Regions from separate parts of the Homo sapiens genome. Here region 1 is linked to region 2. Evidence: chromatin contacts called from ENCODE Hi-C or POLR2A ChIA-PET data. All regions are on one chromosome and are shown on one strand. Each heading gives the region's core, a stretch centred on a gene start or an enhancer-like site at or near the end of the contact. The rest is flanking DNA. Distances are from core to core; before and after follow the strand shown.

Region 1 (6,594 bases), core at 1,425-3,924, 63 kb before region 2:
CCTCTCTGAACCTCAATTTAATAATATGCAAAACAGGGCAAATAATCCTTACCTCAGAGGGTTTTCCTGATGTTTATGAGATGATGTATTAAAAAATGCCAGAGACTGGTACACAAGAGATGTTTATGAACTATGAGCTTTCCTAGACAGTGTAAGAACACAAATATGATCTCACTTAGTGTACCCCAGACATGGAAGATCTGCAAGAAGGCTTTCTGCACTCTGGCTCAGGTCCTCATTGGTAAGAAAGTGAGCCTGTGTGTCACTTCACTGCACTGTGAGTGTTGGAAACCCTTCTGTGGATGCCTGGTACTGCAACCAGCAGCATTTTAGAGGGGGTGTCCAACTGTCTTCTGGGGTGCTCTAGGGGTGTCTTCTGGGGTGCTCTTCTGTGCCTGTCCACCTGCGCCTTCCTCCACTGTCAGACCCTCACAAGCTCTTCAGTGTTGTGCTCATTGGTTTCATCAAAGCAGGACAATACTTGGCACTAAGTCGACAAAATTCTCACTTCTGCAGTGGGTCTCTAGATGTCCATGACCCTGCCTTCTCAGGAAAAGAGGGAGGACATGCGGCTGGAGGGACACAGAGGGCAAGACTGCATCCCAGTTACAACACCAGGAAGCCACGTCTGAAAGGAAACTCCTCAGAAACCTGGGCATAGGCTATCGGGAAAGTAAAGAAGACATCTGGAGAGGCGAATATTCTGAAGGAATCTCTGCCAGAGGAGAAGGGAAAAGGAAAGCACTTATCCAGGTCAAAGGCATGAGTTTCCAGGAGATTATTCATCGTGACTAGAGGATGACTGTTGACTAGATTTATTCCACAGGTATGGAAGGAAAAGTCTTGGTACATTTTTTGCAGCATTTCCTCCTCTCCATATAGACTGTTCTCATTCTGCAGGGCTGGGGTTCACCCAGTATTCAACTCCAAGCCCTTCACATAGTAAAAGAAGTAAGGGGAGCCAGGCATGGTGGCTTACACCTGTAAACCCAGCACTTTGGGAGGGCAAAGCAGGCAGATTCATTGAGCTCAGGAGTTCGACCCCAACCTGGGCAACATGGTGAAACCCTGTCTCTACTAAAAATACAAAAATTAGCTGGGTGTGGTGGTGCATGCCTGTGGTCCCAGCTACTCTGGAGGCTGAGGTGGTAGGATTGCTTGAGCCCACATGTGTGAGGCTGCAGTGAGCTGTGATCACACCACTGCTCTCCAGCCTGGGTGACAGAGTGAGAGACCCTGTCCCCCCAACCACCCCCCCCAACAGAAAAAGAAAAGAAAAAAGTGAGGGGTTTGATATCAGAATCCCTGGGTTCAGGCTGTTGCTCCATCTGACCAGCATATGATCTCTCAGACCCCAAGTTCCTCGTCTGAAAACGAGGATAGTTCTGCTTCAGGGCTGTGGTGAGTGGAAGGTGAGATTGTGTCTGAGGAAGGAGATTGTAACGAGGAAACACGCAGTTATTGGTCACTTATTTTTCAACATGCAGGAGCTCTAATTTGCCTCCAGACAACCGGTTCTATCTCAGTAAAGAAAAAGATAGCTATTAAAGTGTTTTGTAATCTTGAGGGACCTGAAAAGATTTTAAAGAGCTGAGGAAGAGCGGCCAAGTGCTTTCTCACCTGTTCCTCATCCTGGCCCCATCATCTTGGGGACATATAGGACCTTTTAGGGGAGCCTCGGCAAGTGGCCACCGTCTGGCCTCGGGCAGGCCTCCCTGGCGCCGCCAGCAGCTGGGTAGTAGCCGGGAAGGGCGCCCTCAGTCCCACGCTCACCTTGGGTCTGGGCCCACATTAAGCACTTTTTTCTTCATGCGCCATTTCCTCCATCAAAAAGTATTAAAAATTATATTTTATGGATTTATTGATGAAAAGTAAAGGTATTCCAGTCTGGGTTAATTACTATATATTCATTATTATTAATTACTTTCATTATTTATTTTTCCTTACGATTTTAATAGCAAGGTAATTTCACAGCAATGAATGATGAGTCGCATTTTGGCCACAAGGGGGTAGCATGGGGTCACTAGATGCTCACGGGAAATTGGGTGGGGGGCGCCTGGTAAACAGTGGGAAAGACAGCAACAGCCACCACCTCTGACTCACAAAGGGCTCTTGCTTCTCACCGCGTTTCCTCAGAGAGTGTCGTGTTTGCTCCTCACCACATGAGACCCAGAAAGCCAGCGGGTGGGGCAGGAGTTATTGCCCCACTCAAGGGCCAGGAAAGGGAGGCTCCCCCTGGGAGGGTCAGTGTCATGCGGGGTCACACGGTGGCAGAGGCAGGCGAATTCCTGGCTCCTGCTGTAGTGCTCCTCCCTCGGAGCCCCAGACAACCCGGATACTCTAAGCAGATGGGACAGGGACCAAGAAGCAAAACCTCTCCTCATATTGTTGCCCAGCTCAGCCCTGCCATGAGCACCCCAAATCATCGCTGGAGAGCCCCGCAGACCCCAAAGCACTGCTCGACTTTCCACCTCTGGGCAGAAGAGACCCTACATTCCACGCGTGGGCCCTACCCCAGCCTCCCTCGGGGCCAAGCACGCCTTTGTTCGCTCTCTTCCTGACCACAGGCAGCACGAGCCTCTAGGTGGGAGAGACGAGACACTCGTTCCCCTCCCTTGGAAGCTGAGCAATCACATCAAAGGCATACAAAAGGCAATTCACTGTGCAAAGGGAACGGAAAGAAATAAGTGCTCTATGGGCTCTGAGCGCTCGGGAAGGAGGTACAGCAAAGAAGGAAAGGCCAGAAACAAAACCAAACAAAACACAAGGTATAAAATGATCCGATCTTGGGGAGGCGGTTTTCTACCTCCTGGGAGGAACACCCAGCGTGTTGCCTGGCTGAGTGTACTGGGCACATGAAGAACAATAGGCCTTTCTCTCCAGCAGCCGAGCACATGCCAGGAGAAAAGGAGCCCCTTCTTAGGAAGGCTAAGTCCGCGCAGGGGCAGGGCCAGTGTAGGAAGCTAGTTTATAACACAGATACTTGCATTGAGCCTCCTTCTGAAAAGGTGGGGGGCAGGGGGTGCATAAACCCATGTGAAAATAAAAAAAAGACTTTTCTTACTGGATGAGAGAAAAAAGATTGTTCAGTTTTTTAGGCGAAACATAAGATGCCAACTGACCCTGAAATAGATGTGTCAAAAGGCAACCTGGGGCGGTTTGTTCTTTTACAGGAAGCACCTTTGTGGCCCAGAAGGTGCCAAAAACATCCTGGGGATAAGCAGTCCTTAGCAAAGAGGGGCCAGGCCTGAGGTGGGGGAGGTGGCCTTACACGGAAGCCCTGGAGAAGTGAAACAGGTAGGTGGGGGCCCCTGGGTGCTTCGGGTGCTCCAGGGACAGAGGTGGCATCCACCCACTAAGCAGGGTCACTGGATAGGCAGGAATCCCTCCCCACTCACACGCAGAGTGACCCCAGTGCTGGTCTAGTTAGGCAGGCCCGACTGGAGGAGGAATGACAGGCCTGCCACACAGATGAGGAGTAGAGTCGCAGTTCATCGTTTCTGGCTCTCCTCCGTCCCACCCCTGACCCCTCCACGGGATTGGTGAGTGGAGGTGACAGTCTAGTCTAGATTGGGAAGAGAGAGACTGAGAAACCAGACCGAGAAAAGGAAGGGCGCCCTTGGCAGAATGCCTGGCATTCCTGAGGCTGTGGATTCTGTACCTTCCTGGGAGGAGGAGAGGCATGGCAGTCACAAGCCACGGCTATCCCCGGCAGAACCAGCCTGGCTGTGTTCAGGAACTCTGATAGAGGATGACTGACTTCAGAATTGAAGAGGGCTTTTAGGATGATCTGATCCTCTCCTGTTGGTACTAGAAGGGACTCTGGGGAAAACACAGTCAAACCCTGATGAGTCCCAAAGAGATGATGTGACTTGGTGAATGCTCCATTTCTGTCTGGTCAGAGGACAGAAGCAGGAAGCCCTGGTTTCCTGATTTATGGCTCAGAGCTCTTGCTGGTAGATGACACTACCTCAAAAATGGAAGGTAAAGGTAGCCTGGAGGAGTCCTGAGAGCTGGACCCATGGCGTTGAGGGGCAAAGTGAACCTTAATTTTAAAGTCAGACCAGAGACAGAGCTCAGCCATCCAAACAATGTGATTTATCAGAGTAGCTGGGGAAAAAAAAAACACAACCAGCCCGAGAAGTCACATGATAGGGAGGTTGGTGGGCAGGGCTTATGACATGGTGTCTCAGGTTCCTTTCATCTCCAGTGTTCTGAGACCTGCTCTTCTGAGAGTCTGAGGCTCCAGGGAGATCACAGGGAGTCGATGCTGACTCGAGAAGAGGGCTGTGAGAGCCTGGCCATGACTCAGTCCACTGGGGCTTCCCTGGACCACTCTGTTATCTCTGAGTTCGCAGCCACTTCTGTGATTCTGGCTGGCACAATTGCCCAAGGCCTTCAGTGGTGAGTCAGTAGAAAGGGACAGGATAACTCATTGCCCTGGTGGAGAGGCCTCTCACCCCAAGCCTCCCACCAGTGCCTTCCTCGTGCCTCTTTGTTCCTTGGAGAAAGCAAAGGGCTGCTTGCCTCACCCAGAGGTTTCCACAATTCAGCTGTCAGAGACTCCCTCTTGGCCCGGGGGTGGTGGAGGCCTGGCAGTGTGCATTAGAAGATCAGCTGGGGTTCTTGAGATAGCCAGATTTCTTCAAATGCTTATTTTGCCAAAAGATAAAAGGAGCAAAGGGCTTAGATTTGGAAGGGACTTTAGGGACAGCTAAGGCTATAATTTCACAGATGAAGAAACTGAAGTACTGGCAGATTGTGTACTTTCCCCAAGATTACACAGAGCCTCTTTCCTCTCCGTCACCATTATTCCTGGCTGACCCACAGGCAAGGGGGAGGGTGTTCTCTGAGAGGTGAATCACAGGCCCAGCTCATGCACCTGGGCCTCTTCTGTAATAGGCAGAGGACTGGTCCCCCAAAGACGTCCATTCCCCAATCTCTGAAACTTGTGAATATACAGTGTTACTCTATATAGCAAAAAGGACTTTGCAAATGTGATTAAGTATCTTGAGATGAAAAGATTATTCTGGATTATCTGGATTACTGGGGGAGTCCAATGTCATCACAAGGGTCCTTCTACGTGAAAGGAGGAGGCAGGGGAGCCAGGGTCAGAGAGGAATTTGAAGATGCTACCCTGCTGCTGGCGGGGAAGGGGCCATGAGCTGAGAAATGCAGGTGGCCTTTGGAAGCTGGAAAGTAAGGAAACAGATTCTGCCCTAGAGCCTCCAGAAGGAATGCAGCCCGGCCTACACCTTGATGTTAGCCCGGTGAAACCCATCCTGACCTGCCAAGCTTTGTTATGTGATTTGTTATAGCACCAATGGGAACCCATACATGTCCCTGCACCTCCCCACCCCACTGCTCTCTAGTTTGTGGTTTTAAAGAACATGCTTGAAAACTAAGTCATCCCCCTCCCCCTGATTTTTACTTAATGAGATATAAGAATAAATAATTTGAAAAACTACAGGAAAGACACTAAGTCCCTTTCATTCAATAATGAAACCTGTAGAAGATCGATCAAGTTGGACCCGGTTGGATACAAAAAGTAACCAACTTAATTCTCTTTCATTGCCATCTTTTTAAGCTCACTCTGTTGAATTATTCTTCAACTTTCCTGGATGAAATGCCAGGCATATTCCAAAGCTTTCCTGGTCGCTTTCAGGTTTTACTAAACATCTAATTTTTGGTCTGGGAAGTTCAGTCCAGTCTCCCATCAAAGCTTCAATGTCTCATCCAATATAAAGCTTTTTTTCTGCCCTAATTTGGGCCTGATGAGGCCCCAAGGCCTACAGAAATGAAGAGCAGGTGCTGGGGAGCAAGATGGTCAGTTTCCTAACTAGTTTCCCTCCTTATTCTTCCACTGCTCTGCCACTCACTCTGCTGCCTCTGGCTCCTTCGAGGGTGGGAGAGGGTAAATGGGAGGGAGGAGAGGTAAGGGGTAGCTAAGACTTCATTGACTCAGTGTGTGGCTCTTCACTCAGCGAGCCTTTCAGAGACATCCAACCACAAAGTTCTCTGGCAAGGCAAACTAATCACTGGCGGTTCCCCTAACAACTCTCCCCTCAGTTCCTACATCAATACTACCCCTGCAAGAACCCAGTTTTCTGTTGGTGCCATCTCACTCCTGCAGCTATCTCCTTGGGTGGGGTCTCCTTTGAGATGACACCCCAAAGCTAAGCTCCTTTCTCTGCTGTGCTCAGCTCACTTAATCAGCCCCCCCTTCACTCTTCAATCCCAGGCAGCTCCTGCTGTCACTCAACTTAGATTTTTTTCAGGTTAGCTTCAGTGTGATGAACTGTCCTAAGCCATTTTGGCCAGCTGTGACCATTGGATTTTTTTGTGGTAGATAATAGTAGCCGCTACTATGTAGAGGGAAGATGAGGGTTGGTTATTCCTCCATAATTCTGCTATTGGGTTATCATGAAAGATCCTTTCCTTTGCATGAAAGGTTAATTGAGGGCGAATATGATGATATTGTAGAGGCAAGATTCAAATAAACTAGAGGGTGAGCATCAGACAGCCAGATTCCTTTGAACCAGTTGCTGGTTATAGGATCACTTAAGCATCAAGCTTTAGGTGACTTTAAGGGCT
Region 2 (6,643 bases), core at 4,072-6,571:
TCCTCCCTCCCTTCTTCTCTCTTTTTTTCCTTTCTTTCTTTTCTTTTCTTTCTTTCTTTCTCTCTCTCCTCTCTCTCTCACTCCTCTCTCTCTCTGTCTCCTCTCTCTTCTCTCTCTCTCCTCTCTCTCTCACTCCTGTCTCTCTCACTCCTCTCTCTCTCCTCTCTCTCTCTCCTCTCTCTTCTCTCTCTCCTGTCCTGTCTCTTCTCTCTTCTTTCTCTTTCCTCTGTCATCTCTCTCTCTCTCTCTACTCTCTCTTCTCTCTTCTCTCTCTCTCTCCTCTCTCTTCTCTCTTCTCTTCTCTCTCTCTCTCTCTCTCTCTCACCCAGGCTGAAGTGCAGTGGTGTGATCTCAGCTCGCCGCAACCTCCACCTCCCAGGTTCAACTGATTCTTATGCTTCAGCTGCCCAGGTAGCTGGGATTACAGGTGTGCACCACCACGCCCGGCTAATTTTTGTATTTTTAGTAGAGATGAGGTTTTGCCATGTTGGCCAGGCTGGTCTCTAACTCTTGGCCTCAACTGATTTGCCTGCCTTGGCCTCCCAAAGTGCTGGAATTACAGGCATGAGCTACTGTTCCTGGCCTCAAGTAGCATCTTCCTAAAAAACATTAAACTTGTAAGGAAACAGCCAGTGCTTGAGACCAAACATGGGGTGTGTGGTTGCTTGCCCCTCAGCTTTGTTTTACCCTCGGGTAAGGCTCCTTGGCCCAGATGTGGGGGAACACTGCCTGGGTAGAGGGAGACTTTTTCTTGTGAAATGAGCACAGGATCCTTGCGAGGACTAAGTCAGATGACATATGTAAACACCTTGCAAGAGTCAACATTCAGGAAATGGTAGTTCTGAGCAGGGGCATCCCAGACCACTCAGGACATCACAAGATTCTGACAAGTAATCTGTACCTCCAACTCCAAGGAGCAATGGTCAGAGTTGGCACCACATCTGTTTGCCAGGATCAGCTTGAGGAAGAGGGTACCCCGTGAGACCACAGTTTCTGAGGAAAAGGACACAGGCCATGGGACTGGAACCCAAAGTGGAAACAGACCTTAAGTGCTAACATGGATGCCTTTTGCCTTTGGTTACTCACTCCTGTGTAACGACGAGTGTTAGAATGTCCAGGGAAATGTGCTGAGCAGAACTGTCTGTTTTAACAAGGCCACATGTAGCAGAGTCGTTTACCTGAATTTGCTCCAAAGAAGACATTACCAGTGATAGCCTGGTGCATTGGCCCCAAGGGCTCACTTCCAGAACAAATACACAACCAACTTCCTACAGAGAGCCCATGGCCAGGGGCCTGTAAACCTAAGGAGGCCTGGGCTTCTTTGGTGTGGGAGGGAAGCAGCTGCCAGGCACTGCTATGGGCCTGACTGGCATTATCGTCAAGGAAATCAGCAGTCCCCAGAAGCCATGCCTAGAAGTGATCTCACTGCTTTCTTCTCCCTGCCAAGGATTCTACGCAAGTCTGTTTTATAGGAAGTTGCCTTTCTTTTGAGCAGAAGAGGACCTCCCCTGTGTTGAGCAAAACGTGAGTAAATGATTACTGGCAGCTGTAAAAGGATCTCATAAAGCATTTCTGTGATCCCCCCAAAAGGACCTGATTTTTATACATTTGCCTTTTTAGTTCACTTTGCAAGTACAAGGCTGTTAAAGTCACTTAATGATGCCAGGGGTAAAGTTCACTTTAGGAAATGGGGTAGCCAAGGGTTTGGGATTTCCCCACACTGTTTCCTTCTCCATCTCATGAGCTGACAAAAGCAACTCTCTGAGTCCCATACCCAGGAACTTGTACTGAGAAAAATAATCCATATTTATTTGCTATTATAAACTAGGGTGGTCTTCAGAAAGAAAACCAGGGCTTTTTCCCGGGTGGGCCCTGCCCTGGAGTGGGGCAAATGATGTGGCAGTGAGCCCCATACTGGGGATGTTGAGAGGAAAAGGGTGCATTTTTGATGGGAAACAAGAGGTCATCTCAGTTCGAACTGTAACCAAGGCGGAGATTCTGAGCCAGGGTAGGAGAGTCCACAGGCTGCCCAGAGTCAGGGAAGTCTGGGTTGGAGCACATCTTGGTGGTCACTTACGGTCAAGATCCCCAGGGATATCCCCTGCCTGCCCACACCCAAGGGAAGCTTTTTCTCTGTTGAAATCCCGAATTTCCTACAGTGGCTCCAGTCTCCAGAGATTCCCTGGACAGATGCTCTCTCCAGATGAACTTTGTCCTCTGACTTACAACAATCACAACTGTTCCCCACATCTGCTTCCAGGAGATCTCACTGGCTGGGGTCACTCAATCAGTATAGAGATGAGAATCTGCCCTCCAATAAATCTTGAGCTTGGGTGGCTTCCTACTGCCCTTTAAGCCTGTATCCCTCTACCCCCAAGTCTACCTCCTTGATCTCTGGGCAATTGAGTCTGGACAATAGTTACTCTCTCACCTCCAAATCTCGAGTACTGCACCACTTAGCAAATGCATCAGGTTTAAAAATCCTGCCACTTAACGTAGGCTTATTTTCTGTCTAAAATGTGCAGATGTTTAATTGTCTCATCTGTGAAATGATGACGAAAATAGCTTATCTGGTTGGACCAGACAAAACTGAACCTGAGCATTTCTCAAGATCTCTTCCGTCTCTGGAATCCATGATTCTGAGATATTTTCAAATATATGCACTAAAAATGAGTTTTTCTAAAACCAAATTGTGATTCATGTGAATTACTAACGACTGAACCAAATACAGCAGCTTATTTAGTTCTGGCCTCAGGAGAAATCTTTTTTTTTGAAACAGGGTCTTGCTCTGTCACCCAGACTGGAGTGCAGTGGCACAATCATGGCTCACTGCACCCTCGACCTCCTGGGCTCAGGCAATGCTCCCACCTCAGGCGATTCTCCCACCTTAGCCTCCGGAGTAGCTGAGACAACAGGCGTGCGCCACCACACCAGGCTAATTGTTTTATTTTTTGTGGAGATGGGGTCTCACTATATTGCCAGTGGTCCCAAATCCCTGGTCTCAAACAGTCCTCTCACCTCAGCCTCCCAAAGTGTTGGGATTACAGGCATGAGCTACCACTCTCTGCAGGAGAAACTTGTAATTTACTTTTAGGTGAAAAGTCTCTTCTCCACTAAATACTGCATAAAAATGGCAAGATTCTCTACTGAATATTAATGTGACCGTAGCAAACAAAGGAAGAGACTATAAAAGTCTGAAATGTAAATATGTGGCCCACTATTCCAAAATAGTAAATGTAACAAAAGGAAGAAAGTCAGCCTCCTCCACCCTAGTGCACCAGGCGGCCTAGGGCAAGCCACAGAAGTCAGCCCCTTACTTCCTTTCCCACCATCCCACCAGGCAGCATCTCTGCCTTTGCTCACATTCTTCCCTGAGTCTTCAGAGCTCCCCGTCCTGCTTCACCTGTGTGAGGTTTCCTCATCCCTGCAGCCCCCACAGCTCACATCTATTTTTTTCTGAAAACTTTGCATAGCCTGCCTGCCCTCTGGGCCGGCTGGAGGTCATCTCTGCTTCTCAGGTTCCCAGCCCCTTGTATGCTGTGACAGCACTCGCCACCCGCTCCTGATATGGCATTGCATGGTTGGTACGCACTTGTCTGTCTCTGTCACTGGACTTAAGTTTCTGGAAGGCCGAGACGCTCTCTGTCATCATTCCCATGGCCCTTACACAGGTTAGACATCCAATACATTTTTATGAAATTTAAATGAATTGAAGAAGGATGACAATTTTCCTATCCAGATGTGTATCTCTACCACAGATTATTGGAACAGACTGTAGTGCGAAAGTGGCAGTGACTTAGTCAATGTAGCCAGTGATTCTGAACGTTGGCACCATTGACATTTGGGCTGGATAATTCTTGGTTGTGGGGGGCTGTCCTGTGCCCTGCTGGATGTTGAGCAGCATCCTTGGCCTCTCCCCAATGGATGCCAGTAGCACTCCTCCTCCTCCTCTTCCTCCCAAGTTATGATATCAAAAACACTGGCAGTATCCCCAGTCATTGACAATGTCTCCTGAACTACCCCTGGTTGAGAACCACTGATGCAGGTGATTCCCAAAGGAGGCTGAGAGAAAGTACCAGACATGATGCTCAGTGATGTCCTACACAGTGTCCTGACTCCTAGAGTCACCGTCATTTTAACACAACAGTGCACAGCAGCCACTTACACCTCTGGCCAAATATTTCTCCCTGACAGGCTATCACAGTGCACGCTAGTCAAACACTGGAATTTTCTTTTCTTTTTTTCTTTTTTGAGATGGAGTCTCACTCTGTCTCCCAGGCTGGAGTGCATGGCAAGATCTTGGCTCACTACAACCTCTGCCTCCTGGGTTCAAGCAATTCTCCTGCCTCAGCCTCTTGAGTAGCTAGGACTACAGGCATGTACCATCATGCCCAGTTAATTTTTGTGTTTTTAGTAGAGATGGGGTTTCATCATGTTGGCCAGGCTGGTCTCGAACTCCTGTCCTCAAGAGATCCACCCATCTCGGCCTCCCAAAGTGCTGGGACTACCGGAGTGAGCTACCACGCCCAGCCCAAATGCTGGAATTTTCTTAAAGGAGGTGGGGAAGGAAGGAACTGAATAAGGCCTCATCCCCTTTGAAATATAAATACCTTTGTTTAGGAGGTTGTGGTCTTGGAGCACAACAGCTACTAACAGGTGCCTGGGGTCATGCCGGGAAACCACAAGGGCAAAAAGTAACAACAACAGCTGATTTGAGAGACATATTTTTCCTTAGAAGGTATACAGGGCCATCACTGCTTGAAATATTCACACATACAAATTCAAGGAAGGGGCACACCTATTTGGCACGAGCCCTGTGGCTGTGGTTAGAGAAGATTTGAATATTTTGAGTGTGCAGGAAGGTGAACTTCATGTATCTTTACCTTAGCTTCCTTAGGCTGGGGCTATCTGTCAGCTACAGAGCAGCCCACAGGCAGGCGGAGCTGTGATGAAGCACATTTGTTCAAACACAGCAAATGGTGTTTGAAAAAACCACCACTCTTGCTTTTTTATGAAGCTATTACACTCTGTCATGTCAGGGAGCTGAGCCCAAGTGATGCCCAAGTGGCCATGATAGACTCACACTACAGGGCCTGGGAGAGCAGTGGGATTGTTTTTTTTCCTCGTTGAGGCAGTAAAAGATTGATTTTTGAGGCAGTGACTGAGGCATTATGCATTAATGACTACGCAGGGATTTTCATTCACATATCACGCACTGACAGTGGAAACTGAAGCTGCTGTGTAAGGTGCTGGCTCAATGCCCTTCCATGACTCCTTCCTCATCACGTCATTTGCCTGCCGAGATGCCGGGGCCTTCCGAATCATGGGGTCGATTGAGTAAAGGGCCCATGGTTTGGTGCAGGGCATCTCAAGCCAACACACGAGAATAACTGATGCAGCTGCTGAGATGAGAAGGTCTGCCGCAATGCTAATAACTCCACCTGGCTGCTCTCACATTTGACTTCTTGTATTCAGATTTGGAGAGACAGCTGGGAGCCTCTGATGAGAAAATAAAAAATTTACAACAATAAGCAAGCTGTCCTCTGACACCAGGAGAGGAACTCGCTTCAGCCCTGGCAAGAATTGCAGCTGGACTTTGTGAGGCACTGTTTCATCAGATGCCAAACATCATAGCAAGGGCAAGAATGACAAGAATTACAGTTTCTGCCCTGATGCACAGGTACTGATGGAAGAGATATTTCTGTGTTGATTTTGCACTTCTCAGGGCAAATCTGCAAAATAGATATCAAAGGAGATGTGGGCACTGGGCAAGGAGCCACACCAATCAACCATATAGAGCAGTCTGGAGGAGTCTCTCCCCATCTCCAACCCTCAGTTTTTCCCACCTGTTAAACACAGGCCACAATGTCTGTGCAGCCACCTCGCAGTGCAGTTAAAAGAACCGGTTTAAACAGTGTTTCTTAGCTTAGAGTCAATGGCTGAACAGGTTGCAGAGGGGCTGTAAAATCCTGAAATTTGCATGAAGCAATTTTTCCATATATGTCCATGTGCATCTTTTTGAGGAGGGGTTTGTCGCTTTCACTATATTCTTAAGAATATAGTCACTCTTAAGAGGTTAAGGGCCACTGTTCTAGGTAATGTGTGAAGGTGATGTATGTGTCCTGTAATTGAGCTATTATCAGCAAGCTTTTTGAGGAAAAAGGGACACAGAGGAGCACTTATTATGTGTTAGGGACTGTGCAGGACACACAGAGAATAGAAAAAAAAATGACCCTGGCCTTCTGGAGCATATGATAGACTTTAGATATGAGCCCAAAACAGATTAAAAGTTAAAAGGAAAAGCTAAGTGTAGGCAACACAGGTGAAAGGTCAGAAGAATGTAAGTGCCCCATAGAAGGAGAGAAATGGACTTCCAGCTACAGTGGGTTTAGGGATGGACACAGAGCGAGGGTGGGATTGAGTACAGGGAAAGGCAGGCAAGAGCATCTGTGGAAGAGGGATGGCCGGTGCAGCAGAGCTTGCATGCTGAGTTGACACGCTCCATGCCAGAGACCCTTAGATTGGGACTAAGTGTCACCGAAGAGAAGGCTGCGTTCAACAGATAGTTCTCAGGGTGACAGTTCATCCCAGGTGCCCTCAGACCCACATGACCTGCTCTTGGTCCTTCAGCCTCCGCTCTGCA

Evidence for each region. A loop is a pair of places that touch in the nucleus more often than their neighbours do. ChIA-PET counts read pairs that join two places held with the same protein, here RNA polymerase II (POLR2A). Pooled maps may share reads with other maps.
Region 1: a loop to region 2 is called in a pooled map, with 4 times the contacts of the local background. The contact joins two enhancer-like sites. A Hi-C loop is called at or near these places in 1 of 168 maps with a recorded cell type or tissue (Caco-2) and 7 of 50 pooled maps. POLR2A ChIA-PET finds 5 or more read pairs at or near these places in 7 of 52 experiments (AG04450, CD4-positive, alpha-beta memory T cell, H1 and 4 more).

The regions. Positions count from the first base shown.
Region 1 is chr3:157,126,216-157,132,809 of GRCh38, reverse strand. No RefSeq gene overlaps it. Among named protein-coding and RNA genes, the nearest start is that of LINC00880, 6.5 kb to the right of the region's middle. RefSeq lists enhancers at 4,183-4,392, 3,442-4,641. Within about 2 kb of position 2,674, at least 32 of the 41 ENCODE cell types and tissues checked have a DNase peak (open chromatin) inside an H3K27ac peak, as active enhancers do.
Region 2 is chr3:157,065,475-157,072,117 of GRCh38, reverse strand. No RefSeq gene overlaps it. Among named protein-coding and RNA genes, the nearest start is that of LINC02029, 13 kb to the left of the region's middle. Within about 2 kb of position 5,321, at least 5 of the 41 ENCODE cell types and tissues checked have a DNase peak (open chromatin) inside an H3K27ac peak, as active enhancers do.